Linked DNA regions of Homo sapiens: region 1 is linked to region 2. A link is a loop called in an ENCODE intact Hi-C map of the cell type or tissue named here. Cell type or tissue: mucosa of descending colon. All regions are shown on one strand.

Region 1 (2,500 bases), 63 kb after region 2:
TTCTGCCTCCCAGACACTGTCCTGCAGGCCCCCAACCCTGCATCCCAAGCTGGACATAGCACAGGCCTCCTGAGCCTGGCTGTCCCCACCACCATTTGGTAATAGATGGTCCCACATCCACCTGTCACCCAGGCTGGAGACGCTGGACCACACCCCAGGTCCTCCTGCCCATGCAGCCACCGAAGCCTTCTGCCTCCTGGATTTCTCCCTGACCGTCCCCTCCTCCCCACCCCTGCAGCCCCTTGCCCAACCTGGTCCCCACCTGCAGGCTCTCGTCACTCTACCCCTCACAACAGCGCCAGGGATCTCACTGCCCAGGCCCGTCCCTGCCCTGTCCTGCTCAGGCCTTCCATGGCTCCCTGTCCTGCACAGGGGGGGTCCACAATCCCTTACCCCAAATCCCAAGAGGTACACACGTTTCAGACTGTTCTGGATTTTAGAAAAGCAGTGGGTGTACCCACTGTTACACAATACCTCCAGTGGGGTCTGGGGTAAGGAGCACTCCGAAATCAAACCATTAACATTCCTGTAGTAACTGACAACACACCCTTCGGGCAAATAAGGCCAACTAATAGCCTCATATCAGTGAGGGTGACTGGGCAGCGAAGTGAGTCTGTGCTAAGCCTAAGAAAACACTTTCAGTGTCCAGGATGTCTGCATTCCTGGAACCGCAGCTGAAGGATCTGTGGAGCTGGACAGAGCCAGTGCCTCTGCCAGGCATGGGAAGCCCTTTCTGAGCTGACCCCCTCCAGCTTCCGGTCTCAGCCTCACTTCTGAATCACTGATGGTCTCAACTCTACCGTTCTTTTAAGGCCCAGTTCAGACCCAGCTCCTCCAGCAAGCATTCTTGCATGAGACCCCAGTCCCAGGCAGGGATCCCCACTCAGAGCTCCCCCGGCCACCCTGCCTGCGGTGATTCACCCCTTTCCTGAACCAGACGGTATACTCCTGAGGCCTCCATCCTGGTGTGGCCTAGCACAGGACCCCCATTAGAGGGCTCCACTCCCCACTGCCTGTCATGGTCGCCATGGTTACCTGTGGGCCTGATCCCCGGACAAGCAGGCCCCATGGCACCAGGTGCAGGCCCCAGACTGGTTACAAGCTTCAGGTGAGGACAGCAGGCGGCAGGGGTCAGGGGGCAGGGTCAGTGCCAGCAGGCGGCCCAGGGCCACTCCCCCGAAACCCCCAGAGATATACAGGCGGCTCCCGACTGCTGCCACAGCATGGGCCACAGACTCCTCCATTGGGGGCCCCACAGAGGCCGAGCCTGAGGAAAGATGGTGTATTCAGACAGATAGAGAGCAGGAGACTCCAGGAAGAGACCCACACCATGATGCCAGTCAGAGAAGGATGCAGGGAAAGAGGAGAAACACAGGGTCAAAGGACAGCAGAAACAAGGCCAAGGGCGGTGGCTCACACCTGTGATCCCAACACTTTGGGAGGCTGAGGCAGGAAGACTGCTTGAGCCCAGGAGTTTAAGACCAGCCTGGGCAACGTAGAAAGACCCCGTCTCTACAAACAATAAAAAATTAGCTGGGCATGGTGGTGCGCACCTGTGGCCCCAGCTACTTGGGAAGCTAAATTAGGAGGATCACTTGAGCCCAGGAGGTTGAGGTTGCAGTGAGCTGAGATTGCACCACTGCACTCCAGCCTGGGCAACAGAACAAGACCATGTCTCCAAAAAAAAAAAAAAAAACAGCAGAAGCAGAGAGGAAACACATGAGGATAGACAGCAAGCAAAAAAAAAGAGAGGGAGAGAGACACAAGCAGACAACAAAGGAACACAAAGAGGGAAATAAGAAGAGAGACAAATGTTTTCGAACCAGATAGATGTGGCGGCTGGACAACTCTCTGAAGGCACTAAATGCCAATGCTTTTTTTTTTTTTTTTTGAGAAAGAGTCTTGCTCTGTCACCCAGGCTGCAGCCAATGTATTTTTAAGATGGTTAATTTTATGTTATGTGACTTTCACCTCAATTTTTTTAAATCCTCAAAAAATAACTGAGAGACACAGACATGAAGTAGTCTCTGTCTACTGAATCTGAAAAGACAGATTAAGAGAAAAAGGGAATTAAATCCCAGCACTTTGGGAGGCTGAGGCAGGTGGACTGCTTGGGCCCAGGAGTTCAAGACCAGCGTGGGCAACATAGCAAAACCCTGTCTCTACAAAAAAAAAAAAAAAAAAAAAATTATCCAGGCGTGGTGGCATGCCTGTAGTCCCAGCTTCTTGGGAGGCTGAGGAGGGAGGATTGCTTGCTTGAGCCTTGGAGGCAGAGGCTACAGTGAGCCAAGATAGCATCACTGCACTCCAGCCTAGGCAACACAGTGAGACCCTGTTGCTAATAAAAATAGAAAAAGAGACAAAGGGTCAGAGAGAGAAGCAAAAAGAAAAGGAGACAGTCCCAGAAACACACTCACAACAGTCACTCACAACATTGAAATAAAAAGGCAAGTGACAGGCATGCTTCTACCTATGAACAGCAAAGACTGGTAGGAAACAC
Region 2 (2,500 bases):
GAAAGTTGGGGGAGCAGCATCAGAGGATAACGGGCCCAAGGCTCTGGGCTCACCGCAGGCACTCCCTCGCCTTCTCCGCCTCTTCCCGGGGCCCAGTGCTGCCCCCTGCCTGCTTCACAGGAGCCCCAGGAAGCTCCGATCTTCCTTCTCTAGGCTCAAAACCCCTGCCATGGAGAAGGGGGGAATACAAGTTTTATCTATGGAACTGGAGGTTACTTGTTGAAGTCCCCTGATGTGGGGGGAAAAACCAACGCAGCCCTAATCCTGAAGCTGAGGGTATCTGTGAGGCCCTGGTCCAGAGGGCAGGCAATGGCGGCCCCTCCGCCCAGAGGCCAGTCTGTCTTGTCTCTCCCACAGCTGATAAGAGAGTAACGCGTTTCTCAGCGCCGGGGCTGCTGGGTATGCTTTGAGAGGGAAGGAAGAGGGGCGGCAGGCAAAGGCAGGGATTGAGGCCTGCTCTCCCCAGTGCTGAGGATAGAAAGCTGTTTCTCCAGGCCTCCAGAGCACAGTCTCAAGGGATGCCCGCCCCACACCACCGCGGCGGGCGAGGTTGCCTTTCAGGCGGTCCAGAAGCAGTTGGCTGTGTGCGTGTGAGCAAGGCGGTCCAGAAGCAGTTGGCTGTGTGCGTGTGAGCAAGCCTCGAGCCTCCTCTGTTTCCCGCCATTTCTCAAGCATGCGTCGTTCCCTCTACCTCCGCTCTTGGGCCGGCCCGCGGCCTGAAGCTAGTGCGCAGGCGCCGAGCGTTCTCCTACCACCATCCCCCACCCTCATTATCGGGAGCATGGATTAGGGGGCGGAGACAGAGGGAGAAAGATCCCCCAGGAAAAGCGCAATAGGAGAACTAGGAGACAGGAGAGGGAAAGCGGGGCTCCCTCCTCCAACGGCTCTCAGGCACAGCCACGCCTCCAGCGCTGGCGCCCCGCCTCGTCTTTGAGTTGGCAGAGGACCTGGCCCGCCCCCACCCCAGGCAGAGGCTCAGAGGCGCCCCACTTTCCCCCTTCAAAAGGCGGGCCGGGCCGCGTGCTAGGGCATCCCTCCCTGGGAAGGTGAGTGGGATGGCGAGACTGAGCCAGCACATGGGAGGCTTCCCAGCACGTGGGAAGATCGGGACTTCCCTGCTGGGGTGCTCCCCGCGGGGCTCCGCACTAGTCCTGCCCGAAGGACGCTTTTCGCCACCCCCGGGGTTGCCTTTTTGTTGGCCGCGAGCCCTTTAATGCGCGGTAGGGGGCGGAGCCAGATCTTAAATTCTGGCGGTTGGGGGCGGAGCACGGCAGCGGAGGGAGACCAGAATTGGTTAGGGAGCTGGACCCAGAGAAGAGCAAGCTCGGGATTGGGTAATAGGGGGGCCCGACAGTAGTGTGTAGCGAGGATTGGCCCTCCGGGCAGGGCCTCGCGGCTGGAATTGGCCCCCGCGGGAGGACCGCGGGGAATTGATGGAGTTGGCCGGGGGAACGGAGCCCGCCGAGGCCGCTATGGCCCCGGCCTCGAAGAATGCCAAAGAGGGCTCAAGGAGCCACGGTCGCCGGCGGTGGCGAAAAGACAAGGCCAAAGGTGAGCGCGCGGAGACCGGCAGCAGCCCGGAAGGAACCTCGTACATCCTACGGGGCAGTGGGGACAGCGTGGACTGGCCCACTGCCACAGGGAGTTGGGGGGGTCCGCGGACTGGCCCATTGCCGCTTGCGGGGACAACGGGATGATCCATTGTGAGAAGGGGGTGATGTGACAGCCGAGAGGCCCACCCTGGCACAGGGACTAGCTGACGCCCGGATCGGCTTGGGAGCAGAGTCCGGAATGCGAGCTTCGTGGACCAGGGTTCCCGCTCGGATTCCGTATTCGCTGTGTGACCAAGGGCAACGGATGCCCTCAGTGTTTCCCACCTGGGGAATGCTTCAAGCGCCGATGTTCAGGGCTCCAGCGCTCTTGAGAGGATAAGGGGGAAGGAGGTTAGCAGGTGTTACTCAAAGAGGAAGTCTAGCGGTGAGTCAAGGAGAGGTAGGAGGAAGGGGTGCCCATAGTGGAGAGTGCAGCGGGGCCAGTAAAGTTCATCGCAGTCCCGGCCTCCCACCCGGCAAGTCAGTCCATCCATCCATCCATTCATTGTCAGTCAACCCGCTTCAGCCGGCTCCACTGGGGCCTAGCCCTGACCCCTACCCTTTCCAGGACAACGGGCCCTGGCTTGGCTTCAGACCTCCACACCTGCCTCAGCAAAAGGGAAGGCCTCATTTCTCTAGGGTGTCACATTATTTTCAGGTCTCAAAAGGCGGAACAAAGGCTGACAGACCAACAGAAATGCTGCAAGCCTCAGGCAGGGGCAGGTCCTCAGTTACAAGCATTTATCAATCAGCATGGGGACCCGTGGGAGGTTCCCATGCAGGAAGGAAACTAACACCACCCCTCAGCCCCAGGGACCCCAAACTCATTGCTTCCCCTGCCGTAGAACACATCATTAGCCCAGAATAGACCTGGAGTTGGCTTCAGACACACGCAGGCTCAGACAGGC

Evidence for each region. Hi-C counts contacts between places; a loop is a spot of excess contacts. Peaks named below come from ENCODE experiments on the same cell type or tissue, not always from the same donor. Only the 100,000 strongest peaks of a DNase experiment are listed, where the experiment ranks them.
Region 1: it touches region 2 in a loop (15-fold over the local background); 1 of 110 quality-filtered maps calls a loop at or near these places.

Annotation. Positions count from the first base shown.
Region 1 is chr19:42,359,542-42,362,041 of GRCh38, reverse strand. MEGF8 (multiple EGF like domains 8) reads right to left here. Exons shown (of 42, transcript NM_001271938.2): 32 at 1,036-1,267. Among named protein-coding and RNA genes, the nearest start is that of MIR8077, 9.7 kb to the right of the region's middle. In mucosa of descending colon, no CTCF peak of the experiment used is centred here; no DNase peak of the experiment used is centred here.
Region 2 is chr19:42,422,470-42,424,969 of GRCh38, reverse strand. All of the region lies in intron 1 of LIPE (lipase E, hormone sensitive type), which reads left to right. The region is part of intron 1 of LIPE-AS1 (LIPE antisense RNA 1); the gene reads right to left. Among named protein-coding and RNA genes, the nearest start is that of LIPE, 3.7 kb to the left of the region's middle. RefSeq lists enhancers at 1,391-1,460, 1,651-1,730. In mucosa of descending colon, no CTCF peak of the experiment used is centred here; DNase peaks (open chromatin) are centred at 410, 959, 1,269 and 2,059; H3K4me3 peaks cover 896 bases.